4 separate regions of the Homo sapiens genome follow, and all the other regions are linked to region 1. A link is a contact called in ENCODE Hi-C or POLR2A ChIA-PET data. All regions are on one chromosome and are shown on one strand. The core of a region is the stretch at or near the end of the contact, and the rest is flanking DNA. Distances in the headings are between cores, read along the strand shown.

What was found. Hi-C counts contacts between places; a loop is a spot of excess contacts on that map. ChIA-PET counts read pairs that join two places held with the same protein, here RNA polymerase II (POLR2A). Pooled maps may share reads with other maps.
Region 2: a pooled map shows a loop between it and region 1 (7-fold over the local background). The contact joins the promoter of ECSIT here to the promoter of ZNF700 in region 1. A Hi-C loop is called at or near these places in 1 of 37 single-sample maps with no recorded cell type and 5 of 50 pooled maps. POLR2A ChIA-PET finds 5 or more read pairs at or near these places in 1 of 52 experiments (GM10248).
Region 3: a loop to region 1 is called in a map of GM12878, with 3 times the contacts of the local background. The contact joins the promoter of ELOF1 here to the promoter of ZNF700 in region 1. A Hi-C loop is called at or near these places in 1 of 168 maps with a recorded cell type or tissue (GM12878), 10 of 37 single-sample maps with no recorded cell type and 10 of 50 pooled maps. POLR2A ChIA-PET finds 5 or more read pairs at or near these places in 1 of 52 experiments (MCF 10A).
Region 4: a loop to region 1 is called in a pooled map, with 2.7 times the contacts of the local background. The contact joins the enhancer-like site here to the promoter of ZNF700 in region 1. A Hi-C loop is called at or near these places in 1 of 37 single-sample maps with no recorded cell type and 4 of 50 pooled maps. POLR2A ChIA-PET finds 5 or more read pairs at or near these places in 3 of 52 experiments (PC-3, PC-9 and activated CD4-positive, alpha-beta T cell).

The regions. Positions count from the first base shown.
Region 1 is chr19:11,922,454-11,930,087 of GRCh38, reverse strand. ZNF700 (zinc finger protein 700) reads right to left here and starts at 4,981. Exons shown (of 4, transcript NM_144566.3): 1 at 4,815-4,981. The coding sequence starts at 4,877. It also overlaps a transcript of ZNF69 not described here. RefSeq lists a silencer at 4,519-4,718 and enhancers at 5,109-5,218, 5,269-5,318, 4,766-5,338, 5,495-6,284, 6,285-7,075.
Region 2 is chr19:11,525,628-11,533,261 of GRCh38, reverse strand. ECSIT (ECSIT signaling integrator) reads left to right here and starts at 4,128. Exons shown (of 8, transcript NM_016581.5): 1 at 4,128-4,200.
Region 3 is chr19:11,556,473-11,564,106 of GRCh38, reverse strand. ELOF1 (elongation factor 1) reads left to right here and starts at 4,877. Exons shown (of 4, transcript NM_032377.4): 1 at 4,877-4,916. RefSeq lists an enhancer at 3,259-3,553.
Region 4 is chr19:11,621,890-11,629,523 of GRCh38, reverse strand. No RefSeq gene overlaps it. Among named protein-coding and RNA genes, the nearest start is that of ZNF627, 28 kb to the right of the region's middle. RefSeq lists an enhancer at 5,386-5,886. Within about 2 kb of position 4,728, at least 13 of the 41 ENCODE cell types and tissues checked have a DNase peak (open chromatin) inside an H3K27ac peak, as active enhancers do.

The DNA of each region.
Region 1 (7,634 bases), core at 3,732-6,231:
AGGCCCCACTCCCCTAGGCACAGATACCCACTAGACCCTCCAAGAGACATGGCAATTGTGGGGGTCTTGGGTCAGCTACAGGCAGTTCTAAAACTCAAAATCTGGAAAAGATAGGAGGGTGTACTGAAGACATATCACCCTGCAAAGTTTCCATAAAGGAACCTCATCCCAAAGACATCCTGATAAGGTGTCTGTGTCTAGGAAAGATAAAAGGAGGAGAGGCAGAAAGGATTTTTCAGGCAAATGTCTAGTGGTTATTCTCTGCTTTCCTCTCATGTGAAATGTTCAGAAACAGATTTCACTGCAAGCCCTTGAAGAGTTAGGCTGTGGTATGAGGGTGGAGGATTTGAGATCCGGCATCCCATATATTTGGAAAATATAAGGGGGAACCAGTTGCCCTGGAAAGTGTGGAAAAATTTAAATAACAAGCAATGAGACTGAACTGTGTGTAGTGTCCTAAGGTCCTACCTAAGGACCCTGAAATCGAATTTAAATACAACTCTCAGAAATTACTAATGTATAGGGAAATAAAATTCATGCTTAATCAGGCACAATTTACCTATTACCTTGGAATTACATACCTAGAAATTTTCTACCTACATAGGCTGTTTGAACAAATGAGTCAGGCCGGGCGCAGTGGTTCACACCCGTAATCCCACCATTCTGGGAGGCCAAGGTGGGTGGATCACTTGAGGACAGGAGTTGAGACTAGCCTGGCCAGTGTGGTAAAACCCTGTCTTTACTAAAAATACAAAAATCAGCTGAGTGTGGTGGCACATGTCTGTAATCCCAACTACTTGGGAGGCTGAGGCAGGAGAATTACTTGAACCCAGGAGGCGGAGGCTGCAGTGAGCTGAGATCGCGCCTGCACTCCAGCCTGGGTGACAGAGTGAGACCCTATCTCAAAACAAACAACAAAAACAACAAAGTAATTCAAAAATTTAAGCTGGTAGATCTTTAAATTATCTTGAAGCAATGTGATCATGGGGTTGAGTGACCTGACACACAGCTTTCACATAGCTAGCTGGAATCCTCCATTCCCTGATTACAGATTCGCCTTCTTTCCTACCTATAGCGTTTTGTAAAATGTTGTAAATGACTGAAGGGAAACAGGAAAGACCCTTTCCCTCTCCACTATTTTTTTTAACTTATATTAATATGATTTTTCACAAATGAGATGGGGTCTCAATATGTTGCCCAGGCTGGTCTTGAACTCTTGAGATCAAGCCATCCACCTGCCTTGGCTTCCCACAGTGCTGGGGTTACAGGTGTGAGCCATCCTACCAGGCCCCTCTTCACTACTGATCTCTGTAGTAAGACTACAGAGACTACTTTCTTTTTTTTTTTTTTTTTTTTGAGACGGAGTCTCGCTCTGTCGCCCAGGCTGGAATGCAGTGGCGGGATCTCGGCTCACTGCAAGCTCCGCCTCCCGGGTTCACGCCATTCTCCTGCCTCAGCCTCCCAAGTAGCTGGGACTACAGGCGCCCGCCACTACGCCCGGCTAATTTTTTGTATTTTTAGTAGAGACGGGGTTTCACCGTTTTAGCCGGGATGGTCTCGATCTCCTGACCTCGTGATCCGCCCGCCTCGGCCTCCCAAAGTGCTGGGATTACAGGCGTGAGCCACCGCGCCCGGCCCAGAGACTACTTTCTCACACAAAGATTTCATGGCTATCAGATTGTCTTCAGATGGAATGTTAAATTCACTCTTAAATTGAAAAGGAAATAAAAACCAGCTAGAAAGAAAAGAAAACAAGCTCTGGGGGAAAAAAGTAAACCATTACGAATTAAGTTGTTAGCCAGGTGCAGTGGCTGATATCTGTATCTGTAATCCCAGCACTTTTGGAGGCCAAGGAAGCAGGACTGTTTGAGGCCAGGAGCCAGAGACCAGCCTGGGCAACATAACGAGACCTAACCTCTGTAAAAAATAAAAAATTAGCCAGGTGTGCTGGTGGGCAATTGTAGTCTTAGCTACTTGAGAGGCGGAGGTGCTTGAGCTGGGGAGGTCAAGGCTGCAGTAAGCCATCATCGCACCACTGCTCTAGGCTGGGTCACAGAGCAAGATACTGTCTCAAAAAAAAAAAAAATTGTTGTATCTCATACATCAGCCTTCTATGGAAAACATAATCCTGTTACATTTATTTGCCTTTTGCCTATACAAGTGTTAGGGAAGCAGGTGCCTAGGGGAGCCAGAGTAACACCAATTTAAGTTCAGCTCCATCTTGACACTAACAAGAAACACTCCTTGTCAGTCACAACCCATGATCACAAAATGTTTCCCATGAAGAAAACAGCCTGAAGATGCCTGCAAGTATCCTTACACTCCCACAACAATAGAATGTCCTGATGTCCCAATACCTATAACAATATGTGCTTTCAAGATAATTATAGTTATGTTTTAATGCACTTGGGTGCTAAAATGTAAAGGATAGTTTTCTTTAAATCAACAGAGTAATAAATTTTGTGATGCTGTCAGCCCACATGCACATAGGCACAGGTAGTTTATTCTTTACATAGAAAAGATCCCTACATAAGAAAAACTTAAAGACAGTACGTTCCTCCACTTGCTGTATGAGGATGCCCTACTCTGAAACAGAGAAGCTTTTTCTTTCTTTTTCCTTTTCTATTTATTTATTTATTTATTTATTTATTTATTTATTTATTTAAATAGAGACAGGGTCTCGCTGTGTTGGCCAGGTTGGTCTTGACCTCTTTCCTGTTTGTTTTGGTTTTTGAGATGGGGTCTCACTCTGTTACCCACACTGGAGTGCAGTGGTACATCCTCGGCTGGGCTGCAACCTCTGCCTCTGGGGTTCAAGTGATTCTCTCACATCAGCCTCCTGAACACCTGGGACTACAGGTGCAGGCCACCACACCCGGCTAATTTTTGCTAGTTTTGGAAGAGATGGGGTTTCACTATGTTGCCCAGGCTGGTCTCGAACTCCTGACCTCAAGTTATCCTCCCACCTTGGCCTCCCAAAGTGCTTGGATTACAGGCCTAAGCCATCATGCTGGCCCAGAGTAGCTTTCAATAAACTCTCTTCTCACTGCACTTTGTGACTCGTCTTGAATTCCTTCCTGTGTGAGATTCAAGAACTCTCCTGGGGTCTGATCAGGACCTCTTTTCCTGGTAATACAAGCAAGAACTTAACTTCCAGTTTTGGAGTACTGAGTCTATTTCCCTAGAGTCTGTGTTTTTCCCAAATGGGCCACTGCTATCCTTCCGCTTGAATAAACTCTTCCAACTGAAATCTTGACCTTTCTATTATTTCGGAGTGACAAGTCCAAATAAGGCAACTGCATCTCTGCAACCAATCAAGCATTTATCTGGTTTGTCTCCTCACGTAACTTATAAAAGCTTACCCCTAAACTGGTAAACTAAAAATAAAAACATACCTCTGGCCCGGCGAGATGGCTCACATCTGTAATCCCAGCACTTTGGGAGGCTGAGGTGGGTGGATCACTTGAGGTCAGGAGTTCGAGACCAGCCTGGCCAACATGGTGAAACCCCATCTCTACTAAAAATACAAAAATTAGGAGGGCATAGTGGTGCATGCCTGCAATCCCAGCTACTCAGGAGGCTGAGGCAGGAGAATCACTTGAACCCGGAAGGTGGAGGTTGCAGTGAGCCGAGATCAGGCCATTGCACTCCAGTCTGGGCGACAGGAGACTCCGTCTCAAATAAAAACAAAGTACCTTTCCAGCTAAGTGAAGTGACCGGCTCTTGGCCAACAGGACCCGCAAAAAACCCTGAAAATTGAGTGCCTCTGTATGACAGGATGGGAGGTGAGACAGGTCTCCTTATACCCTCTCCCACACATTCATGTAAAAATAGATAGAATGGAAAAACAGACTGCTTGTGGCAAGAAGATACTAACTTACAAACAAAACCTAAGGCCACGCAAGGCAAAAGTAAAGTCACGCCTCAGAATTCATAAAATCTAGAGAAACAGGTCTGTTTTCTGGCTGGGATGGAATCAAGTGGCAGATAACAGACCCCCTTCCTTCCTACCTCCTCCAAACTTTAGACAAACTTCACACTCTCAACCAGCTGCCACCTACAGAATCCCTCAACCACCTGTGCCTTCTAACCCCCCTTCCACAGGTCCCACCCTTTCTGCCAATGGAACTTACACCTTTCAGGCACTGATTCATCATTTTCCCTGCAATTCCTGTCTCTCTGAAATGAATAAAACCAAACTGTCTTGAGCCGCCTCGGGACCACTTACTCCAGGCTGCTTGGGGTTGTGTTTCCCTCGGCCAAGGTCTCTCCTATTCGGCTCTGAATAAACTTCTTTATTTTACATAGTTTGGCTTTTTCCGTTGACAAACCACAACCCAGGACGGGGTGTTTCTCATTCGTGAATCGCTGTTTGCTCAAATGAACTCTTTAATTGTTAACGTACCTCAGTTTAATTTTTAACAGGAGAAAGTGGGGACTGGGGGCCCCACAGACCACTGCTCCTCCCACGCACGAACCCCACACCCGAGTCAGGATGCCTCCATGACCCTCCCGTTGCTTCCGCACAATCTGGGGAGACGCGGGGCTGCGGGAGCGGAACTGCCCAGAGAGGGCTCCGGGGCAGGGGCCGCGGCCGCAGTCGCCGCGCAGGGACGGGACAGGACGCCCGGGTCCTGGCTGCTGGCCCAGCCCCGTCCAGCGGCCAAGGGGACCGAGGGCCGAACTGCTCAAGGAGGACTCGGTCCCAGACCCCGGAGTCGCCCACAGGGAGGCCCGGGTCCCGCCACAGCCGGTTCCCGCCTGTTCCAGGCAGCCCCTCCCCCGTCTCACGACATCTGGTCCCGCACACGCACCATTTCCCGGCTTTCAGATGTACCGGGGTCCTCTCTACAGCTCCTGTGACTACAGCAGGGCATAGCGCAGGCGACAGAGCGACAGAAGCCTGGGTACAGGCACCAGGTCCCTCTCGGGCTGGTCTGACCGGTTACCAACCGCCGCCCGCGCAGCGAGGAAGGTGAGGAAAGCGACCCCCTCCATTTCCGGATGAACTGTGGGCAGTGCCACGCCCCAGCACCTCTGATTGGATGAAATACTAGGTCCCGCCCCCCACATCTGAGTGACAGCTGAAGCCCTGGGTATCAGGCCCCGCAGAGCCAGACTGACGGATTCTAGCCACAGCTTCTCTAAGGGCGAGCTGCTTTCTGCACTCTGGTTATTGGATATTTGCATTTCAGCCAAACTTGCTATTGATAGAAGAGAACACTAGCGTCATCCTCACTCAAGGGACAGTCCCCGCTCCTTCGTTCTGCACGGGGTCACAGGAGTGTGCAGGGAATTTCAGACTCAGTGTCCATAGGAGCCAACTGCTGGCCTCAGAGCAGCAGGGGAACCGAGACCAGGCCAGGCACGACTGCACCAGGAGGAGAGGCATATGTCCTCGAGCGGGCCGGAATTGGGGATGAGGCGTGGCCAAGCCTTGCTCACACACCCCCATCCCCTTGTGAAAATGCTTCCTCCTTTCAGATCTTCATTTTCACCAGCAGGAAACTCTCACCAGGTTTTGTTTCTGACCTAAGTAAACTGTCAACTTCATGAACCCTTTATCCAGGTGACGCCACCAAACAATTCTGTCTCTAGCTCTAGCCTGATCTTCACACATTTTCTTTTCTTTCTTTCTTTTTTTTTTTTTTTTTTTGAGACGGAGTCTTGCTCTGTAGCCCAGGCTGGAGTGCAGTGGTGCGATCTCGACTCACTGCAAGCTCCGCCTCCCGAGTTCACGCCATTCTCTTACCTCGGCCTCCGGAGTAGCTGGGATTAAAGGCGCCCGCCACCACGCCCGGCTAATATTTTGTATTTTCAGTGGAGACGGGGTTTCACCGTGTTAGCCAGGATGGTCTCGATCTTCTGACCTCTTGATCCGCCCGCCTCGGCCCCGCAAAGTGCTGGGATTACAGGCGTGAGCCACCGCGCCCGGCCACACATTTTCTTTATCTATACAAATAACTCTGACCCCAACGACCCCATGCATGTCAAACCCCAAACCCTGCCCAGAAGACAGCTCCAGAGGTACAACACCAGAAAGGACAGAGACGCCACAAATGCGTCTGCACATGGGTCTTCTGCTTTCCAGGGCTCTGCAGCTTCTCGGAATCCACACCCTTTCTGGAGCTGCTCTGAGCAGCTGGAGGCCACTTGTAGAAGGGGGTGGGCTGCCCGCGAAGCCCCCAGGGAAACTCTCTTTCCCTCCCTTTGCAGGCTGCAGAGACTGTCCTCAACGTGGAATCACTGGCCTTGGGCTCTGCTGCCCCCTGCAGGTTATTCAGCTACTTCTCACCCCATCGATTAGTTTCGCGAGACAAACACCTTCAATCCCATTGTGTAAATAAGACACCAGCAGAGTCCCTGCTCTCCTCCTATGCTTATGTATAAAGTGGGGGAGGAAAAATCTAAGATAACTTAAGGGCATTTGAAAGACTTCCAGATCGCGGTGGAGGTGGCAGCTGAGGGACTCGCAGTCAATGACACTGCAGCACCTCCAGGCCAGGCTGGTGGGAGAGAGGGTGGAGAGCTGGAGATGGATGTGGATAGGTGGAGGGAGCTGCCCTGGGAACTGGGCTCTGCAGCAGTGCGGCTCTAGGGCCCGGAGCCCGGGAGAGCAGAGATGGGGGCTCCCAGGACAGGAAACTCAGGGAGGAGAGAGTCGGGTGGCTTCCATGGGACGGGGTGCTGTTGCAGCTTGTGTGAGCCAGTAGCTATCATAACTAAGCCCAATCGGGACGTGAAAACTTGGATTCCGTGGGAATTTATGAAGAGGAAGGCTCTGATGACAAAGAAGTCATCGATGAGGAGGGGGATGAGGGTCACTGGCAAGCTTGCTTCCTTATGGAAAGAAAAGTGAACACCCAACTACTGCTGCAAAATGGGATCAAAGGATGAGACTCTCGCTGTCAGGGAATAAACTGCTGCAGAACTCTTAGAGATTGCAAAGACCTTTCAACAACAGCCTGGGAGGCCAGGTGCCATGGCTCATGCCTGCAATCCCAACATTTTGGGAGGCCAAAGTGGCAGGATCACTTGAAGCCCGAAGTTGAAGACCACCCTGAGCAGTGAAGTGAGACACTCCCATCTCCATAAATCTATTTTTTAATTAGCCAGGAGAGGTGGTGTGTACCTGTAATCACAGCTACTCAGGAGGCTGAGGCAGGAGGATCACTTGAGCCCCAAAGTTTGAGGCTGCTGTGAGCTGTGATCAGGTTACTGAACTTCAGCAAGACACTGTCTCAAAAAAAAAAAAAATCAAAAACAAAAAAACCCATAAAAAGCCCACCAGACTCCCCGGGGAAACCCTGACCCCCTTGGATGGTCTAATTGTAAAACACAGCAGGTGGTATTTCCTTATGGACTGGATCATTCTGGCCACATAAGAGGCTTGGCCTACTGAGGATTTACCAGGCGGATGACCTCCTTGCAGTCAATGGAAAAGGCCCCTGGTGAAACCATCCCTTTAAACTTTATCAAATTCATCAGGGAGGATGGGAGGAGAAAACTTAAACCAAGCTGCAGAACCTTCAGCATTAATCATTAAGTCAGCTTGTTCCCTGAACTTCCTCATATTTGCTTCATACCTAGTGTCCTAGAATCCCATTGTTGTGGTAAACTGAGGAAGGAGAGAC
Region 2 (7,634 bases), core at 2,879-5,378, 400 kb after region 1:
AAATAAATAAATAAATAAATAAATAAAAGAATGCTTGACAACATGTAACGCAGAGGAGGCTGTGGGAACATTGTTGATGAGTGTGGGCAATTTGTTGATAGTTTCCCAAATGACAAATGTCCTTACCTTCTGAACAAGTATATCCTCTATTTTAGAATATTCCTCAGAAGTACAAGTGTAGGTGTGAAGAATGACATATGTACAGGAACATTTATTGCAGTGGCCTTGTCATAATAAATCACTATAAATCCCATCAACCTGGGACAAGGGAGATAGACAAAGTTGAAGTTAAAACATATAGCATGTTGTTTCAACTAAATGAAGACACTGTAGCGCTGTGGTTAAGAGTGGGGACTCCAGCTGGGTGCAGTGACTCACGCCTGTAATCCCAACACTTTGGGAGGCTGAGGCGGGTGAATCACCTGAGGTCAGGAGTTCAAGACCACCCTGGCCAACATGGTAAAACCCCATCTCTACAAAAACTACAAAAATTAGCTGGGCGTAATGGTGGGAGCCTATAATCCCAGCTACATGGGAGGCTGAGGCAGGGGGTTTCACCATGTTGGTCAGGCTGGTCTTGAACTCCTGACCTTGTGATCTGTCTGCCTCGGCCTCCCAAAGTGCTGGGATTACAGGTGTGAGCCACCGCATCCGGCCCATTGCGTTTCTTTCTTTCTGTCTGTCTGTCTGTCTGTCTGTCTGTCTGTCTATCTATCTATCTATCTATCTATCTATCTATCTATCTTAGAGATGAGGTCTCACTATGATGCCCAGGCTGGACTTGAACTCCTGGGTTCAAGTGATCCTCCTGCCTCAGCCTCCTAAATAGCTAGAACTACAGTGCCACTGTGCCTGGCCCTCATTGCATTTAATTGTCATATCTCCATACATTCCTACAGTCTATAATAGTCCCTGGGTCTTTCAGGACCTTGACACTTTTGAAGAGTGCTGGTCAGTTATTTTGTAGACTGTCTTCGAGTTTGGTTTGTCTTGAATAAACTGAGGTGTTTGCATTACCAGGAAGAATACCAGAGAGGTGATGATGTATCCTTCTAAGTGTGTCATACCAAGGGCTTCATGATATCACCATGACTCATTGCTGGTGATATAAATGTTGGTCCCTTGGTTAAGGTGGTGTCTGCTAGGATCTTTCACTGTGAAGCTACTACTTTTTATAGGGTTCTTTCTGGGACTGTAATGTTAAAGATTCTGCACCAGGGCCTCACATATGGTGTTCTGTGTTAATACATACAGTACATAAAATATGTACATTCTTGGTTTTTTTGTTGTTGTTTGTCTGTTTGTTTTTTTGAGATGGAGTCTTGCTCTGTCGCCCAGGCTGGAGTGCAGTGGTGCAGTCTCGGCTCACTGCAAGCTCCGCCTCCCGGGTTCACACCATTCTCCTGCCTCAGCCTCCCGAGTAGCTGGGACTACAGGCGCCCACCACCACGCCTGGCTAATTTTTTGTATTTTTTTTAGTAGAGACTGGATTTCACCTTGTTAGGCTGGATGGTCTTGATCTCCTGACCTCGTGATCCACCCGCCTCGGCTTCCCAAAGTGGTGGGATTACAGGCGTGAGCCACCGCGCACGGCCTGTACCTACTTGTTTTTAAAAGACTACTGGCCTGGTGTGGTGGCACATGCCTATAATCCCAGCACTTTAGGAGGCCAAGATGGGTGGATCGCAGTACCCCAGGAGTTTGAGACAAGCCTTGGTAACATATTAAGATCCCATCTCTATTTTAAAATAATAATAATAGGCCGGGCATGGTGGCTCATGCCTGTAATCCCAGCATTTTGGGAGGCCGAGGCTGGCAGATCACGGGGTCAGGAGATCAGACCATCCTGGAGAACACAGTGAAACCCCGTCTCTACTAAAAATACAAAAAAATTAGCTGGGCATGGTGGCGGGCGCCTGCAGTCCCAGCAACTGGGGAGGCTGAGGCAGGAGAATGGCGTGAGCCCAGGAGGCGGAGTTTGCAGTGAGCCGAGATCGTGCCACTGCACTCCAGCCTGGGCGACAGAGCAAGACTCTGTCTCAAAAAATAAATAAATAAATAAATAATAATAATGACTGGGCACGGTGGCTAATGCCTGTAATTCTGACACTTTGGGAGGCTGAAGCGGGAGGACTGCTTGAGCCCAGGAGTTGGAGACCAGCCTAGGCAACATGGTGAAACTCCATCTCTACTAAAAATACAAAAATTAGCCGGGTATGGTGGCATGCGCCTGTAGTCCCAGCTACTCGGGAGGCTGAGGCAGGAGAATTGCTTGAATGTGGGAAGCGGAGGTTGCAATTAGCTGAGATTGCACCACTGCACTGCAACCTGGGCGACAGAGCCAGACTCCGTCTCCAAAAATAAAATAAAATAAAATAAAATAAAATATTAAAAGACTAGTTCTGGAAGGATAAATAAGAAAACAAAAGCCATGACCACCTCAAGAGAAGGACACCAATAACTCTGAAGGCCACAGCCAGGTCAGCGACCCCATCATCTTACCCACTCCCCAGCTAAGCAGAGCTGACTCTGCTTGCTTGTAGCTGCGGGAGCCTGGCAGAGGGCAGTAGCGCTCCCAGCCGCTGCCCACGTGCCTGTCAACTTGCCAGAGAGGAGTGCTCCAGCCAAGCAGCTGATTGGCTACAGGTTTTCTCAGATTGCCCAATCACAAGAGTTCTGATGAGGTGGATGTCCTGCGGCTGCGCAGAGTCCTTGAGGCATCCTAAGGGTAGGTTCTTGCATCCTAGTCTCCATGCCAGCTCACTGCGCCACAGAGGCTGAGGGACTGCAGAAATGGGCTTATGAGGGCAGATAGCCTTCCTTCCCGGGGGACACTGTTATTGCCAATAGCCCATTTTATGTGCTTATCCACCTTAGTTATTAACAGCCTAAATCTGGTGCTTTCTGGGGGAGACCAGGAGCCCCCATTACTCAATCTCACCTCGTTTTATCCCATTTCCTCCAAAGACTCCACTCCGACCACACAGAGTCTTTGCTGTTGTTCCCAGTGCCAAAAGCGTTCCCCAGATATCCAGATGGCTCACTCACTTCCTCCGGCCTTTACTCAAAGGACACCTCACTGAGGCCTTCCTATTTATTTATTTACTGAGACGGAGTCTCACTCTGTCGCCCAGGCTGGAGTGCAGTGGTGCTATATCGGCTCGCTGCAACCTCCACCTCCTGGGTTCAAGCAATTCTCGTGCCTCAGCCTCCCGAGTAGCTGGGATCACAGGAGCACGCCACCACGCCCCACTAATTTTTATTTATTTATTTATTTTTTGAGACAGAGTCTCGCTCTGTTGCTGAGGCTGGAGTGCAGTGGTGTTATCCTGGCTCACTGCAACCTCCGTCTCCCGGGTTCAAGCGATTCTCCTGCCTCAACCTCCCGAGAAGCTGGGATTACAGGCACCCACCACCATGCCCTGCTAACTTTGTATTTTTAGTAGAGACGGGGTTTCATCATGTTGGCCAGGCTGGTCTCGAACTCCTGACCTCAGGTGATCCGCAGGCCTCGGCCTCCCAAAGTGTTGGGATTACAGGCGTGAGCCACCGCGCCCTGCCCTATTTATTTATTATTACTATTTTTAGAAACAGGGTCTCACTCTGTTGCCCAGGCTGGAGTGCAGGGGTGCAATCATGGCTCGCTGTAGCCTCGACCTCCAGGGCTCAAGCGATCCTCCCGTTTCAGCCTCCCGAATAGCTGGGACTATGAGCATGCGCCATCATGCCCAGTTAATTTTTAAATTTTTTGTAGATAAGGGGGTCTCGCTATGTTGCCCAGGCTGGTCTCGAACTTCTGGCCTCCCAAAGTGCTGGGATTACAGGCATGAGCCACCGTACCGGCCCCCTTTCACTTTTTGTTTTTTTTTAATTCATTTTCTCATTTCAGCCGCTGGGGCCTGCGACTGGATTCATAGACTATGACTCCCAAGTCCAGCCTCCCGGGCCATTTCAAGGTTCCCAGGTCTGGAGTGCGTCTTGCCTCATTAGAGGCTGGGCCTGGCTCGTTATGAGGCGGGTCCCAGATCCTTCCGCCTTCCTATTGGCCCACCTCGCGTTGTGGGCGGGACCTATTACACCAGCTTTCTTGATTTGCTACCTCCCTGGAGCTCCCTGACCCGGACGCTCTCTGGGCCAATATGGCAGCGCCCAGCAACAAGACAGAGCTGGCCTGGAGTCCGCGGCTGGCCGCGTGAGTAGGTAGGTCGCGCGCGGGTAGGCGAACGCGAACTGCTGGGCTGCAGGCGGGCCCTTCAGGACCCGGCAGCGCGAGAGGGCAGCCCTGGAGGGACCCAGCTGCAGGGCCAGGGCGCCATGACCTTTCGTAGTGGGGGCGGGGACGCGCTGGGAAAGGCCGCCTGTCTTGTGCCAGCCGCCTCACGCCCCCAGTCTCCCATTTTGCAGATGACCTCGCGAGAGGTCACGCCGCAAGTCGGCAACCGGGCAGGATTTGGAATCCGCGTCTGCCTTTTTCCCCCAAGAGACCCAGAATCCTGGCAGCCGGTTTCAAAGCTGTTGTACGTACACCATACCTCGGGGTTCAGATTTATAGGTGTTTTTTTGAAATTGAGGCTTGTTTCCGTTCAGTTGTTACTCGTTAGGCATCTGTCATATACCAGGCACTGTCCTTGGTGCTGGAGACACAGCAATGAGGAAGATAGATAAAAATCTCTCATCTCCTGGGGGAACCAGACTTTGAACAAATTAGAAATAAACGAAACAGGTGATTTCAGATACTGATAAGTTACTAAAAATGCGTTAATGGTGTCGGGAATTTCGCTTGAGCCCAGGAGTTTCGAGACCAGCCTTGGCAACATAGCAAGACCCTGTTCTCTACAAAAAATTATCTGGGCGTAGTGGTGCACGCCTGTAGTCCTAGCTACTCGGGAAGCTGAGGTGGGAGGATTGCTTGAGCCCAGGAGGTTGAGGCTGTAGTGAGCCGTGATTGTGCCACTGCACCCCAGCCTGGGCAACAGAGCAGGACCCTGTCTCCGAAACAAAAATTAATAGGGTGATGAGGGCTTTTAGAATGTGGGGAATGGGAGATGGTCAAAGAAGACCTTTCATTGAAATGACCAGAGACAGCTGTGGGCAGATCTGGAGGAAGAAAGCTCTAGACAGAGAGAAAAGCAAGTACAAAGGTTCTGAGATGGGATAAACTTAGTTTCTTTCAGAAACAGTGTAGCTGAAGCTGCCAGTGGTAGGAGTTGAGTTTAGAGGGGTAGACCCTATCTGATTTTATTTATTTATTTTTATTTTTTAGAGACAGGATCTCACTTGTTCGTCAAGCCTGGAGTGCAGTGGTGCAGTGCACTCCATAGCTCACTGCAGCCTCAAACTCCATGGCTCAAGTGATTCTCCTGCCTCAGCTTTCCCAGTAGCTGGAACTACAGGTGCACACCACCAGGTCCAGCTAATTTTTTAAAATAATTTTTGTAAAGATCGTGTCCTGCTATGTTGTCCAGGCTGGTCTTGAACTCCTGGGCTCAAGCGATCCTCCCCACTTGGACTTCCAAAGCACTAGGATTATAGGCATGAGCCACTGCTCCCTGGCTATTTATTTATTTTTAGAGACAGGATCTCAGTATGTTGCCCAGGCTAGAGTGCAGTGGCTATTCACAAGTGCAGTCATGGTTCACTGCAACCTCTAACTACTGACCTTAAAGGATCCTCCAGCCTCAGTCTCCTGAGTACCTGAGATGACAGGCATTCACCACCATGCCTGGATAATTCTTAATTTTTTTGTAGAGATGGGGTCTCTCTATGTTGCCCAGGCTGGTCTTGAATCCCTGGGCTCAAGTGATCCTCCTACCTTGGTCTCCCAAAGTGTTGGGATTACAGGCATGAGCCAGTGTGCCCAGTCTCTGATTTTAAGTGTGATATGCCGTTAGCGATTTTAGGCAGAAATCACTAATTTTAGTTGATTTATTTATTTATTTAGCGATGGAATCTCGCTCTGTCGCCCAGACTGGGGTGCAGTGGCACAATCTTGGCTCATTGCAACCTCCACCTCCCAGGTTCAAGTGATTCTCCTGCCTCAGGCTCCCGAATAGCTGGGATTACAGGTGCCTGCCACCACACCTGGCTAATTTTTGTATTTTTAGTACAGACGGGCTTTCACCATCTCGGCCAGGCTGGTCTTGAACTGACCTTGTGATCCACCTGCTTCAGCCTCCCAAAGTGCTGGGATTACAGGCGTGAGCCACAGCGCCTGGCCTAATTTTAGTTTAAAAGCTCCCTCTGGCTGGGTGTGGTGGCTCACACCTGTAATCCTAGCACTTTGGGAGGCCAAGATGGGTGGATTGCTTGAACTCAGGAGTTCGAGACCACCCTGAGCAACATGATGAAACCCCATCTCTACTAAAATACAAAAAATTAGCTGGGTGTGGTGGCACACACCTGTAGTCCCAGCTACTCGGGAGGCTGAGGCATGAGAACCAACTTGAACTGGGGAGGCGGAGGTTGCAGTGAGCCGAGATGCGCCATTGCACTCCAGCCTGGGGAACAGAGTGAGACTCTGTCTCCAAAAAAAAAAAAAAAAAGCTCCCTCTGGCCATAGTGGGGAGAACTGACTGGAGGCAGGAAGGGCAAAAGTGGGAGGCTTGATAGGTATCCAAGTCATAGATTGAGGTGGTGGCTTCAGATAGAAAGAGATGCATTTGGGATGGATTTGGAAGTAGTCACCTAGACTAGTTGATGGATTGAATAGGAGAGTGAGGGACATAGTGGACTCAGAAATGTCTCCTAGGTTTGTAGCCTGAATGGCCAGTAGTAGTGGTGCGATTGGATAGGATGGAGAGGATCAAGTTTAAGCAAGGATATCAGTTTGGAGCAAATTATGTTTGAGATGGCTGGGTATATGCCAAAGTGGCAGTTAGGTATAAAGGCTGGGGCCCAGGGATTGAGGTGAACATTGGGGAGCCATCAGCACACAGATCACCACTTCTCAAACTTTAATGCTCACAGGAGATACCAGGGACTCGCTAAAATGCAGATTTGGGCCTGGCGCAGTGGCTCATGCCTGTAATCCCAGCACTTTGGGAGGCCAAGGCAGGTGGATCACAAGGTCAGGAGTTCAAGACCAGTCTGGACAAGATGGTGAAACCCTGTCTGTACTAAGAACGCAAAAATTAGCCAGGCATGGTGGCATGTGCCTGTAATCCCAGCTACTCGGGAGGCTGAGGCAGGATAATTGCTTGAACCCAGGATACGGAGGTTGCAGTGAGCCAAGATTGCACCACTGCACTCCAGCCTGGGCGACAGAGCAAGACTCCGCCTGGGAAAAAAAAAAATGCAGATTCCAGTTCAGTAGGTCTGGGATAGGGCCGAGATTTTGCTTTTTTTTTGAGATGGAGTTTCGCTCTTGTTGCCCAGGCTGGAGTGCAATGGTGTGCTCTTGGCTCACTACAAGCTCTGCCTCCCAGGTTCAAGCAATTCTCCTGCCTCAGCCTCCCAAGTAGCTGGAATTACAAGCATACACCACACCCGGCTAATTTTGTATTTTTTTTTTTTTTTTTTTGTTAGTAGAGACAGGGTTTCTCCATGTTGGTCAGGCTGGTCTCGAACTCCCGACCTCAGGTGATCAGCTGGCCTGGACCTCCCAACGTGCTGGGATTACACACGTGAGTCACCAT
Region 3 (7,634 bases), core at 3,628-6,127, 370 kb after region 1:
TTGTGCCACTGTACTCCAGCCTAGGCAGCAGAGTAAGGCCCCGTCTCTAAATAAATATATAAATAAATTTTAAAATTATAAATAAATATTATAAATAAAGTTTTAAAAGGGTAGTAAATTATGAAAATGTGACAAGACAAAGGGGTTTGGGCTAGAGCAGTTAATGGTGGAAAAATAACTAGAAAAATAAGGGTTCATTTAACAAGGTTTGTTTGTACATTTTTTCCTCAGCTTTGACTCCCTGTCTTCTGGTGATAAGAATTGTACGCTCTAGGGCTGGGCGCGGTGGCTCAGGCCTGTAATCCCAGCACTTTGGGAGGCAGAAGCGGGTGGATCACTTGAGCTCAGGAGCTGGACACCAGCCTAGGCAACTTAGTGAAACCCTGTGTCTACCAAAAATACAAAAAAATTAGCTGGGCATGGTGGTGGGCGCCTGTGATCCCAGCTATTTTGGGGACAAGGCGAGAGGATCGCTTAAGACTAGGAGGTGGAGGTTGCAGTGAGGTTGCAGGAAGTGGATATCACACCACTTCGCTCCAGCCTGGGCAACAGGATGAGACCCTGTCTAAAAAGAATTTTACTTTCTTCCTGGGATGGGGAGGGCATCTTCCATATGGGGGTTTATCTCGTTTTCCAGAGAAAAGAGGGAGGTCAGAGTGCTTTTCCTGCACCTACTGTTTTTCAAGTGCACTTAGCTGAAACAATCCATATGCCAAAGTGGCATATTTTGGAGTGGTGTCATCTGCCACCCTCAAAATGAAAGAAATGGTTCATAACAGCTCTAATAATTGTTCAACAACCGGCAACAATGCAAAAAACAGGTCACTAACAGGTGAAAAGATAAACAAAGTGTGGGACATTCATATAACAGAATACAACTGAATAATAATCATGCCTATAATCCAAGCACTTTGAAAGGCCAAGGCAGGTGGATTGCTTGAGTCCAGGAGTTCGAGACCAGCCTGGGCAACATGGCAAAACCTTGTCTTTACAAAAAACACAAAAATTAACTGGGCGTGGTGGTGCACAGGTGTAATCCCCGCTACTCGGGAAGCTGAGGTGGGAGGACTGCTGGAGCCTGGGAAGTTGAGGCTACAGTGAACCATGATGGTGCCACTGCACTCCAGTCTGGGTGACAGAGTGAGACCCCATCTCAAAAGAAAACAAAAAAGAAACAAACTGCTGACATATCCAACAACACGAGTGAGTTCCTTTTTTTCTTTTTTTTTTTTTTTGAGACAGAGTCTGGCTCTGTTGCCCAGGCTGGAGTGCAATAGCGTGATCTCGGCTCACTGCAACCTCCGCCTCCTGGTTTCAAGTGATTCTCCTGGCTTGGCCTCCCAAGTAGCTGGGATTACAGGCGCACACCAACACATCCAGCTAATTTTTGTATTTTTAGTAGAAATGGGGTTTCACCATGTTGGCCAGGCTGGTCTTGAACTTCTGACCTCAAGCAATCCACCCGCCTTGGCCTCCCAAAATGCTGGGAACATGAGTGAGTTTCAAACATCTTATGCTGGGGAAAGAAGCCCAGCTCAAAAGGCTACACGTTGTATGATTCAGCTTATATGACTTTCTGAAAAAGACAAAGTTACAGGAACCAAAAACAAATCAGTTAGGGCCAGGGGCTGGAGTAGGGGACAGAGCACAAAAGGGCAAGAGAAAAATTTCTTTTTTTTCTTATTTTTTTTTTTTTAAGACTGAGTCTTGATCTGTCACCCAGGCTGGAGTGCAGTGGCACAATCTTGGCTCACTGCAGCCTCCGCCTCCCGGGTTCAAGTGATTCTCCAGCCTCAGCCTCGCTAGTAGCTGGGACTTCAGGCGTGTGCCACTATGTCTGGCTAATTTTTGTATTTGTAGTGGAGACTACAAGGGGTCTCACCGTGTTGCCCAGGCTGGTCTCAAACTCCTGTCTTCACGTGATTCGCACACCTCGGCCTCCCAAGGTGCTAGGATTACAGGCATGAGCCATCACACTCGGCTACTGGTAAGAGGAAATTTCTTAGGGTGATGGAAATAATTGTCTTGATTATGGTCATGTTTTAATGATATACCTGTATGTCAAAACATGCAATTTCGGCCAGGCATGGTTTAAATATGAGCAGTTCATGTTCAGTCAATTACATCCAACAAAGCTGGGAAGGAGGGAAGTAAGAGAGGGAAGGGATGAAAGGAGAGAAAAAGAGAAAACTAATGTGGCAATCATGAACAAAATGAAAGATATATACATCCTGTGACTCAATGTCTTTGTTTTTTTTTTTTTTTTGAGATGGAGTTTCACTCTTGTTGCCCAGGCTGGAGTGCAGTGGCGCGATCTCGGCTCACTGCAACCTCTGCCTCCCGGGGTTCAAGTGATTCTCCTGCCTCAGCCTCCTGAGTAGCTGGGATTACAGGTGCCTGCCACCATGCCCAGCTAATTTTTGTATTTTTAGTAGAGACAAGGTTTTACCATGTTGGTCAGGCTAGTCTTGAACTCCTGACCTCAGGTTATCCACCCGTCTTGGCCTCCCAAAGTGCTGGGATGGGCCAGGCGCCGTGGCTCACGCCTGTAATCCCAGCACTTTGGGAGGCCAAGGCAGGCAGATCACGAGGTCAGGAGTTCAAGACCAGCCTGGCCAACATGGTGAAACCCCATCTTTACTAAAAATACAAAAATTAGCCAGGCATGTTGGCGCACACCTGTAATCCTAGGTACTCAGGAGGCTGAGGCAGGAGAATTGCTTGAATCCAGGAGGTGGAGGTTATAGTGAGCCGAGATCACGCCACTGCACTCCAGCCTGGGCCACAGAGCAAGACTCTGTCTCAAAAAAAAAAAAAAAAAAGCAAAAACAAAAAAGTGCTGGGATTACAGGTGTGAGCCACCATACCCGGCCATCATTTATTGTTTTTTATTTTATTTTATTTTATTTTTAGAGACAGGATTTCACTATGTTGCCCATGCTAGCCTCAAACTCCTGGGCTCAAGCAGTCCTCCCACCTCGGCCTCCCAAAGTGCTGGGGTTACTGGGGTGAGACACTGTACTCACAAATGTCATTTTTTGAAAACTATGCTTCACTAAAGATCCAGTCTTAAGGATACTGATTCAGGGACATTTACTGCATCATCACAGTGGCAAAACTCAGGAAAGTCCAGGAATTGTCCATCAGTAGGATAACCGTTGATTATACTATGGCAGAGTTGCACTATGAATCATGTAGCTACTAAAAACAAAAGTTAGGTATACGTGTATAGATGGTTAAGTGGAAATAGCAAGTTGCACGGTAACTGTATAGTATGATTCCATCCTGTGTGTATTCTAGTTTGCTCCAGCACTGAAAAAGGGTCTCACAAGAGGGCAGTTCTACTGGTTACACTTGACGGTTACCAGGGTAACACTGCCCCCTAGGGGATATCCTAGAGATCCCTCTACAGACAGCCCCTGACTTGATTATGATAGGTTTATCGGGATGTAACCCCATCGTAAATCAAAGAGCATCTGTATTCGAAATACATTTCATTACAAATTATCTTCCTGAACACTCTAATGCAACAGCTCTTATCAAGGTCCGCAGGGACCAGACCCTTGCCAAACTCAACTGTCAATTCTCTTTCCTCATCTTCTTCAACTCAGGGACACGTGACACAGCTAACCCCTCTCTCTCTCCATCTTGAAATATCTTTTTCAGGCCAGGTGTGGTGGCTCATGCCTGTAATCCCAACAATTTGAGAGGCCGAGGTGGATGGATCACTTGAGGTCAGGAGTTCGAGACCAGCCTGACCAACATGGTGAAACCCCATCTCTACTAAAAATACAAAAATTAGCCAGGCATGGTAGTGCGCACCTGTAATCACAGCTACTTAAGAGGCTGAGGCAGGAGGATCGCTTGAACCCGGGAGGCTAAGGTTGCAGTGAGCCCATATGGCGTCACTGCACTCCAGCCTGGGCGACGGAGCGAAACCCTGTCTCAGAAAAAAACAAAACCAAAAATAAAAACCAATAAAAGTCCTTGGCCGGGCGCGGTGGCTCACGCCTGTAATCCCAGCACTTTGGGAGACCGAGGCGGGTGGATCGCGCCTGTAATCCCAGCACTTTGGGAGGCCGAGGCGGGTGGATCACGAGGTCAGGAGTTCAAGACCAGCCTGGCCAAGATGGTGAGACCCCATCCCTACTCAAAAAAAAAAAAAAAAAAAAAACTACAAAAATTAGCCGGGCGCGGTGACCGGCGCCTGTAATCCCAGCTACTCGGGAGGCTGAGGTAGGAGAATCACTTGAACCTGGGAGGCGGAGGTTGCAGTGGGCCGAAATCGAGCCACTGCACTCCAGCCTGGGCGACAAAGTGAGACTCCGTCTCAAAAAAATAAAATAAAATAAAACAAAAATAAAAAATAAAAATCCTTAACACGGCCCACGAGGCTCCATGGAATCTGGCCCCAGCCTGTCCACTCAACCTCATCTACTACAATCTGGGCACTCAAAATGTGGTCTGCGGATCAGCAGCATGGAAGTCACCTGGGAGCGAGTTAGAACAGCAGCCTCTCAGGCCTCCCTCTTCATCTGCTGGATCAGAACTTGAACTTTTTAGTTTGAGTAGAGCGTCTTCCATGCTTACAAGCTTCCCCTTCACCCTGATTCAGCCATAAGGTTATTTCATATTCCTCACTTGCCGCTCCTGGAAACTGACCAGAAGTACTGGCATCGCGCGTAGGTACAGGCAAATACGCACCGGCTCTTGCGCAGGCGCACTGCGTCTCCGTCGGAGCGCTGCTATTTGAGTACGCGTGCGCTCAGAGGAGCGGCGAAGGAGGCAGGGCCTATTTGCTGGGCTGTCCGGGATGGGGGTGGCCGGGACCTGAAAGTAGGAGAGGGGTTTCCGCTTCCGGCAGGAGTCGGAAGTCACTATCTCCCGGGTGAACGGAGCTTTCGCAGCTGGAGAAGGTGAGTGCTGGTGCGGCTCGTGCGAGTGGGCGTTGGGGGTGGGCAGGACTGGAAGTTCCTCTACTCCGTGCGTTTACGGGGTCCTGGAGGAGGCTCCTGGGACCTCGAGCTTGGGGGAAAGCCGGTCGGGGAGACTGACTCCCCCCGACCCCATCCTTCCAAGCGCGACTACCGGGACGCCTGGCTCCTCCCGGCGGCCGTCGGGAGGCGATGCCGAAGCTTTAGTGAGTCTGGAGGAACAGCCAACCCCCCACCTCTTGGGTACCAGCAGATTCGGGGGATGACTCCTCTGCCATCCCCTTTTGGCGCTCTTGGACTTAACGTTGTCACAGGACAGGCTGAGGCCTCTGCATTCCTTGTGCAAGCCAGACCCCATTCATGGGATGGGGAGACTGTAGTCCCTGGGCAAAATGAGCTTCTGGGGCTCATCCGTAGATTTTGTTTGGACTTTTTTTTTTTTTTTTGAGAGTGAGTCTTGCTGTGTCGCCGAGGCTGGAGTGCAGTGGCGCGATCATAGCTCATTGCAGCCTCGACCTCCTGGGCGCAAGCTTCCCACTTCAGCTTGCCGAGTAGCTGGGACTACAGACTCAAGGCTAATTTTTGTAATTTTGTAGAGATGAAGGGTCTCACTCTGTTTCCCAGGCTGGTCTGGAACTCCTGGCTTCAAGCGATCTTCCCACCTGGGCCTCCCAAAGTGATGAGATTACGGGCGTGACGTCCCAAAGTGATAGAGTTACAAGCAAACTGATTGAGTGATTTATTCAGTAATGGTTATTGCTGGGCACGGTGGCTCATGCTTGTAACGCCAGCACTTTGGGAGGCCGAGGCGGGAGTATCTCTTGAGCCCAGGAGTTCCAGACCAGGCTGGGCAACATGGTGGGTCCCTGTCTCTACAAAAAATACAAAAATTAGCTGGGCGTGGTGCCGCGGCTAATTTATATTTCAGAGGTAGAGGGGCAGGGGGAGGATCGCATAAGGAATGTGTGAGGGAAAAAGACATTGAGGATGAATCCAAGGTTTCTGATTTGATTATCCGGAAAGATGGAATTGCTGTTAGCTGAGATGAGGAAGACTGGAAGAGCAGGTTGCAATGTCAGGGGCTTGGTTTTGGACATGATATGTTTAATCTTAGGTGGAAGTTAGACATCAGGTGGAGGTGTGGCTGAGGCAGATAGATCAGAGTCTGCAGTTCAGACTCAAGGCTGGAGAAGCAGGTGGCCTCAGTGTAGAGTAGGCATGAAGCCCTAAGACTGGGTGAAATCTTCATGTGGTGAGTATAGCCAGAAAGGAGAGGATCCAACAATTAAACTCATGGGCTTTTTGCTCTGTTGCCCAGGCTGGAGTGCCTCGGCTCACTGCAACCTCCGCCTCCCAGGTTCAAGTGATTCTCCTGCCTCAGCCTCCCGAGTAGCTGGGATTACAGGCGTGCACCACCATGCCTGGCTAATTTTTGTATTTTTAGTAGAGATGGGGTTTCACCATGTTGGTCAGGCTGGTCTCGAACTCCTGACCTCGTGATCTGCCCACCTCGGCCTCCCAAAGTGCTGGGATTACAGGCGTGAACCACTGCACTCAGCCTTTTTTTTTTTTTTTTTTAGATGAAGTTTTGCTCTGTTGCCCAGGCTGGAGTGCGGTGGCACAATCTCAGCTCACTGAAACCTCCGACTCCCAGGTTCAAGCGATTCTCCTGCCTCAGCCTCTCTATTAGCTGGGATTACAGGCATGTGCCACCACGCCCAGCTAATTTTTGTATTTTTAGTAGAAATGGGGTTTCACCATGTTGGCCAGGCTGGTCTCCAACTCCTAACCTCAAGTGATCTGCCCACCTTGGCCTCCCAAAGTGCTGGGATTATAAACGTGAGCCACAGCGCCTGGCCCAAACTCACGTGCTCTCTTCATTGGAGCAAGTTGGCAGAGAGGCAGGAGCATAGGAGACTAGCAGGAGCCACCAGTGAGGCAGAGGACAGGGAGCACATGGCATCCTGAGAGCCACATGTGCTCTCAGGGGAGGAAGGACCTCTGGAATGGGAGGACTGCCATTGGGATTTGCAGTATGGAGCCACCAGTAACCTAAGTTTGGAGGCAAGGGGTGCAGAGAGATGGGTGGGAATGCAGATGGCTGTACACTAAAACAGCCTGCAGAGAAAAGGATCATAGCTGGAAGAGGATGAAGAGTTTTTTTTTCCCCCTTTTTAAATGAGGAGAGAGGTAATAACAAGTGTGTGAGAGTGATCCAGTGGAGCTGGAAAATTTGATGTTGCTCAAAGAAAAGGGGATGGGAGCCAGGGCAGAATGAACAAATTGTTTTTGCAGGAACTTACTTCCATAGTAAAGGAGGCATGCCGAAGCTGGGCATGGTGGTGCACACCTGTTGTCCCAGCTACTGAGCAGGCTGAGGCCAGAGGATTGAGGCTTTAGCAAGCTGTGATCATGCCACTGCACTCCAGCCTGGGCAACAGAGCAAGACCTCATCTCTTAGATAAATAAAGAGGGTGGGTGAATGGCTGAATGAGTTGGTCCTAGGAGCTGTCTTTGGATTGCTTCTATTTACTCAGTGAACTGGAAGCATCACAGTTAAGAGTTGGGGGTGTTGGCTGGGCGTGGTGGCTCACGCCTGTAATCCCAGCACTTTGGGAGGCCGAGACAGGCGGATCACGAGGTCAGGAGATCGAGACCATCCTGGCTAACACGGTGAAACCCCATCTCTACTAAAAATAC
Region 4 (7,634 bases), core at 3,479-5,978, 300 kb after region 1:
TGCCTCAGCCTCCCAAACTGCTGGGATTACCGGTGTGAGCCACTGCGCCCAGCCTAAGTTACTTTTTGTGTGGATAGCTGTTCAATTTGGTGTTCTTGTTGGGGGAACAATCACTGGAGGGTTCTATTTGGCCATCTTGCTCCTCCTGCTTCTGTATCACTTTTGACCATGGTTTTACCTATATGGTAGGTAAAAGATCCAGCCAGGTGTGATGGCTCACGCCTGTAATCCCAGCACTTTGGGAGGCTGAGGCGGGAGGATCACCTGAGGTCAGGAGTTCGAGACCAGCCTCAATATGGAGAAACCCCGTCTCTACTAAAAATACAAAATTAGCCGGGCATGGTGGTGCATGCCTGTAATCCCAGCTACTCGGGAGGCTGAGGCAGGAAAATTGCTTGAACCCAGGAGGCAGAGACTGCAGTCAGCCAAGATCACGCCATTGTACTCCAACCTGGGCAACAAGAGTGAAACTCTGTCTCAAAAAAAAAAAAAAAAAAAAGAAAGAAACTCAGGGAGACAGACAGTAAGTGAAAGGAAAGAATAAAATAACCTCTGCTCACATTTGAAATTATTAAGTTCTTTTCAATAAAATTTCATGCTGTAGTAAATGAACTGGATGTAATTTTTTGGTACAGGAATGAATTCACAAATTTTTCCTTGAAAATAAAAATGTTTTCAACCTAAGGTCATTTATCCTAAAAATTGTTCTTTTTGACTTTGCTTTATTAAAAACTGCAAATATAAAACATCTCAGGTGTGGTTACTCATGCCTGTAATCCTAGCACTATGGGGGGCCTAGATGGGATGATCGCTTAATGCCAGGAGTTCCAGACCGGCCTGGTCAACATACTAAGGCTCCATCTCTATTTTTTTTTTTTTAACGTATATCTAAAAAGGCAATTTTCACATCTCAAGAACGGAAGCACTTCTGAGGCTGGGCACAGTGGCTCATACCTGTAATCCCAGCACTTTGGGAGGCCACAGCAGGCGGATCACATGGGGTCTGGAATTTGAGACCAGCCTGGCCAACATGGTGAAACCTCATCTCTACCAAAAATTCAAAAATTAGTCAGGAGTGGTGGCACACGCCTATAATTCCAGCTACTCAGGAGACTGAGGCACGAGAATCGCTTGAATCTGGTAGGCGGAGGTTGCAGTGAGCCGAAATCACGCCACTGCACTCCAGCCTGGGTGACAGAGCGAGACTGTTAAAAAAAAAAAAGCCGGGCGCGGTGGCTCAAGCATGTAAGTAATCCCAGCACTTTGGGAGGCCGAGGGGGGCAGATCACGAGGTCTGGAGATCGAGACCATCCTGGCTAACACGGTGAAACCCCGTCTCTACTAAAAATACAAAAAATTAGCCGGGCGTGGTGGCGGGCGCCTGTAGTCCCAGCTACTCGGGATGCTGAGGCAGGAGAATGGCGTGAACCCGGGAGGCGGAGCTTGCAGTAAGCGGATATCGCGTCACTGCACTCCAGCCTGGGCGACAGAGCAAGACTCCGTCTCAAAAAAAAAAAAAAAAAGAAAAGAAAAGAAAAAAAAGGCTGGGCGCGGTGGCTCATGCCTGTAATCCCAGCGCTTTGGGAAGCTGAGGCGAGCGGATCACGAGGTCAAGAGATGGAGATCATCCTGGCCAACACGGTGAAACCCGTCTCTACTAAAACTACAAAAATTAGCTGCGCCTGGTGGCGCATGCCTGTAATCCCAGCTACTTGAGAGGCTGTGGCAGGAGAATCGTTTGAACCCAGGAGGCGGAGGTTGCAGTGAGCTGAGATCACACCACTGCACTCCAGCCTGGGCAACAAGAGCGAAACTCCGTCTCAAAAAAAAAATAAAATAAAATAAATTGAAGCATTTCTCATAACCAGAATACCATAGTCACACCTACTAATTTCCTAATATTAGCTGACAGCATGACACTGGAATCTCATAAATTATATAAACAATTTAAAAAATATTTTGTAGAGACACAGTCTGACTATATTGCCCGGCTGGTCTTGAAGTCTTGGCCTCAAGGGATTCTGCTGCCTTGGCCTTCCATTGCATATGGAAACGCAAAGTGGAAATGTTATCCATTTAACATAAAAGACAACATAACCTTAAAAATATGTGTGACATTCCCTATCCATAGCTCTGTCTGCAGCCAGAATGAAGAATGAGTCCTAGATTGCCAAAATAACTTTTAATTCTAAATTGTTGAAACTTACAAACTGCAGCGTTGCTTTTCTTTTTTCTTTTCTTTTCTTTCTTTCTTTCTTTTTTTTTTTTTTTTTTTTTTTTTTTTTTGGAGACAGAATTTCGCTTTTGCCCAGGCTGGAGTGCAATGGCGTGATCACAGCTCACCGCAACCTCCACCTCCAGAGTTCAAGCGATTCTCCTGTCTCAGCCTCCCAAGTAGCGGGGATTACAGGTATGCGCAACCACACCTGGCTAATTTTGTATTTTTAGTAGAGGCGGGGTTTCTCCATGATGGTCAGTGCAGGGAGCCAAAGGCCGCTGGGACACGACAAACTCAGCATTCCGCAGGAGTCTATATGATCAAACAGCAAACTGTTTATCATGAATGCAGGTTGTGGGCAAACTCACACTGCCCTGCCACCAAAAGGTTTGCTGAGGGACATCACTCCCTGGCACCGGGCTCCTTGAAGTTATCTACTGAGAAAATTAGTGCCTATTGTCCAAAGGATGCAGTCTCACAAGCCTGCTGTGAACCAAACAGAACCAAACGGCCAACTGACAATTACCCGACAATCACTCCCTCTTTTCTCACTATCCCTTTGGCCTAATAAATACGGAGGACTGTGTAAAGCTCGGGGCCCTTGTCCACTAGAGGCAAGGTGCTGCCCCCATCCCTTCTTCCAAATATACTCTTTTGTCTCTTGTCTTTTATTCCCACGTTCGCCCCCCTTTGTTCAGTCCCCCTAGGTCCGTGCAGGTTACACAGTGGCACCCCAAACAGCGACAGGATCGGAAGCTCTATAAGTGGCACTCGAACAGGCGGCAGTCCAAACACGGGACTATGAGGACGTGAACGAAGAAGGTCTGCTGGAGTAGAGGAACTGAAATTGACAAGACGCACGGGGACTCCGGGATGAGTCTGCCGATAGCGTATGTAAGGTCAGTGCCCTAAAGAAGTACTGGGGGCAGTGCTTTAAAGAAGTACTGGGAAGGGGAAGTTTTCTGAATCAGGTTAACAAGGGGAAGAATTTGTCTACTGAAGAAAAACATTATGTGCACTTGCTTAAGTTTCTGTTGAGACAGTCTGGAGCTCAGGTTAATTCGCAGGCACTAACTAACCTCCTGCAGAAGCCACAAATGGTTATTCACGCATCACCCATGGTTTCCACAGGCAGGCACTCTTGATGCGGAAAATTGGGACAGAGCAGGAGAAGGATTAAAACAGGCTCATCAAAAAGGTTTTAAAGTTGATTCTTCAGTTTTCTCCACTTGGAGTTTAGTTCATACTGTACTTCTGCCATTAGCTCCTTATTATTCTGCGGGACAGCAGGCTGAGTCTAAAAATCTGAAAGAATCTGTTGTCCCACCCACAGCGCCAACTGAAAATAAAAAACAGGTGAGGGAGGATAAAAATTGGCCTATACCGCCTCCTCCAATCGCAGAAACATCTGTACTGCCTCCTTCAGTAGCAGAAATAGAGACCCCAAAACAAACAACTTTATGCTCTGCTGCCATAGCTGGAGAGCCCTTAGGACCTTGCACTTTTCCTATTTCCGTAAGGCCCGATTCAAATAATCCACAGCAGTTTATTCATGAACACACCCCACTAGAATTTAAGTTGTTGAAGGAATTAAAAACTAGTGTGGTCAATAATGGAGTACATAAGCCCATGGTTCCCGGAAGAAGGAACGCTAGGCTTAGAACTCTGGGAATGAGTGGGGAGAAATCTTGAACAACATCAGGTGCAAAGGCATCAGGTCCCAGTAAAATCTTTAACGTTATGGGCTTTAATTAGAGCAGTCCTGGCTCAGTTTACACACAGAAGAGCCTAAAAAGAGGAAGGAGGAGAAAACGTCACCTGCCTTATCACCTTCTCTTCCCTCAGCCCCAATATCACTGGGCCAAAAATAACAAAGAGGAAACAGAGGTCTTACCTAAGCCTCCTCCTCCAATAGATAGGAAAAAGGACAGAGGATACGCTACAGCTATCAGTCCCTGTCTTGAGCAGGCAGCATTAGAAGGAGAGCTCTTAACCTGCTCAGTAATGCAAAATCGGCAAGGCAAGCAGGTGTATGTCTGTAAAAAGATAAGAAAGGCCGGGCGAGGTGGCTCATGCCTGTAATCCCAGCACTTTGGGAGGCTGAGGCGGGCAGATCACCTGAGGTGGGCAGATCACCTGAGGTCGGGAGTTCGAAACCAGCCTGAGCAACATGGAGAAACCCTGTCTCTACTAAAAATACAAAATTAGCCGGGCGTGGTGGCAAGTGCCTGTAATCCCAGCTACTCGGGAGGCTGAGGCAGGAGAATCGCTTGAACTTGGAAGGCGGAGGTTGCGGTGAGCCGAGATCGCGCCATTGCACTCCAGCCTGGGCAACAAGAGCAAAAACTCCGTCTCAAAAAAAAAGAAAGAAAAAAGGCATTAGAAGCCGAAACCGCGCGACCAAGCAAGCGGTGGGCGGAATAGAAGGTTCAGCAGCAGAAAAGCTGGCAGCGACCAAGCCCACAAGGTCCGCCCAGGCTGGCAGCATGCCCCACCCCCGGCAAAGGAGGGAGGGAGCGGCGCAGACACAGGCAAAACCTGAGCAAGTACAATGCGGCCGCCGCCAAGGACCTGCACCGCAGCCCTCTGGCTCTGTGAGCAGCCCATAGCAAAAGTTCATGTGTTACGTACGTCCCAGACTATGATTCTCTGCTAAGATTTAAGTAAAATGTAAGAATTTGAAAAACCTCTTTTCTAATAATGGCCACTGTTATCTCTCTCCTACCCCTAAGGTAGCTTTCCAAATTCAATTTAAGTAAAACAGTAACCTCTGAAGGGAAAGAGATTACAGAGGGCCCACGAATTCATTAATGAGTAATTAAAAGCTAGGCATGTAAAACCACACATTACCCTTTAAAGGAGAACTTTAAACCTAATTAAATGATATTTGTCAAATTAGAAGGTAAAAATGTTGTGTCCTTCTCAGAAAGTGAAGAAAAGTTGTAAGTGTAGTGAAAACTTATGCATGAATGACTGTCTTACCCACTGATTACAGATAGTGTGATTTGTACTTGCTAAAAGAGTCCTAAATTGAGTTCCCCAGCCAGTGAGTCACTGTTTTCAAGACTGTTTGCCAGATTAAAGTCCATAAACTTGGTCAGCCCAAAAACTCAATTACAAGATTTAAGCTATTCCGCCCGTGGTTTTAAGCACATGGTTAAAGTATATCATTTAAGTCTCTGCTTCTAGAGACGCGTTCAGATTTTCTTTTTAAACTTATTACTATTTCAGCTAGCAATCTTAATGATTAATGCAGTCCAAATGCTAAGTTATGACCCTCATATCATCAGGATTCGTTTAAGTAAAAGGCAATTCGAAGCGGTATTTCACTCCCCCATACCTAAGGCTTTAACACGGTTTACTGATGGGTCTGGTAAACATGGAAAAGCAGCAGGCTAGTAGAGACCACATAATTCAATCACTCGATCTGAGTTTACTAGCACTCAGAGAGCTAAGGTTACTCTGTTTATTTATTTATTTATTTATTTTTGAGACGGAGGCTCGCTCTGTCGCTCAGTCTGGAGTGCAGTGGTGCGATCTCCACTCACTGCAAGCTCCGCCTCCCGGGTTCACGCCATTCTCCTGCCTCAGCCTCCCGAGTAGCTGGGACTACAGGCACCTGCCACCGCGCCCGGCTAATTTTTTGTATTTTTAGTAGAGACGGGGTTTCGCTGTGTTAGCCAGGATGGTCTGGATCTCCTGACCTCGTGATCCGCTCGCCTCGGCCTCCCAAAGTGCTGGGATTACAGGCGTGGGCCACCGCGCCCGTCCTATCAGGTTACTCTGTTTATTTATTAAAGAACTTTTACAACTTTAAGCTTGCTCTGGACTTTGCAGCCTTATGTTGCAAATATAGCCATCAATTTATGGGGTCGAGACTTACAGCATGGGATAGGAGACTTACAAATGAAAACTTTGATAATCCAGGATTTAAAATGTTGAAGAACATGGGATATCAGAGTGAAAAAGGTTTAGGGAAATTTCTACAATGAAATCCTAACCCGATATCAGTAACTGGAAAAACAGATAGAAAAGGGCTAGGACACAAGGATTTCTGACGGGGGGGTCATTGATATTTGATATTTCTCCTTTGCCCACTGCCTTACCATTAGAATGGCTCAGTGACAAACCTGTGTGGGTGGATCAATGGCCCCTATCACAAAAGAAGCTAGATGAACTTCATCTGTTGGTAAAAGAGCAATTGAACACAGGACATATAGAAAAGTCAGTTAGCAGGCCGGGCGCGGTGGCTCACGCCTGTAATCCCAGCACTTTGGGAGGCCCAAGCGGGAGGATCACGAGGTCAGGAGATCGAGACCATCCTGGCTAACACAGTGAAACCCCGTCTCCACTAAAAATACAAAAAAAATAGCTGGGCATGGTTGCAGGCGCCTGTAGTCCCAGCTACTTGGGAGGCTGAGGCAGGAGAATGGCATGAACCCGGGAGACAGAGCTTTACTCCAGCGTGGGCGACAGAGCGAGACTGTCTCAAAAAAAAAAAGAAAAGTCAGTTAGCCCCTGGAATTCTCCAGTATTTGTGATTCCAAAAAGGTCCCAAAACAATAACGACCTCTGGGGTTTCAGCTCAACATTCAGAGCTAACTGCAGTCATTCAGGTTTTACAGCTCACAGCTTCAGATCCTATCAACATTGTCTGTGATTCAGCTTATGTTGTAAATGTAGCCAGTCGCGTAGAAACTGCTACAGTTAAAAGTACACTAGACCCAGAACTGCTTAATTTATTTCACTTATTCTCAAATGCTGCATGCTACATGCCAAACAGGTGAGACAGCTGGTCATGTATGGTGACATCATCTGTCATCATTTGCTCATATGGGAATACCTAAACAATTAAAAACTAACAATGGACCCACTTATACTGGCCATGCTTTTCAAAATTTCTTACAGCTTTGGGCTATAACCCATAAAATAGAAATTCCTTATAATCCTAGAGGACAAGGCATTATAGAGCAGGCACATCAAACATTACAACACATGTTGAAAAAACAAAAAGGGGGTATAGGAGGCCACTTACCACCTCAATCAGAACTTTTTATTATTTTTATTTACTTTAAATTTTTTTGGCTCCTGGTCCGGATGGTAAGACTCCAGCAGAAAGACATTGACAAGTGTTAGAGGAAAAGAGGAAAGTTTATCTGAAAGTGTTATGGAAATCCCTGGAAGAAGGACAATGGAAAAGTCCGGTGGATTTACTGACATGGGGAAGAGAGCATGCTTGTGTTTCTACAGGAGATGGGCACACCGTTTGGGTGCCCTCAAGGTGTGTGCGACCATGAACGGGAGACGGGAGGAACCCAGGGTGGCCAACCATGGGCCCGGTCCCTCCAGTACGAGCCATGAGCCAGCTGAGCCTGGGTGCAAAGAGAGAGAGAAGGCCTAACAGAGTCACAACACA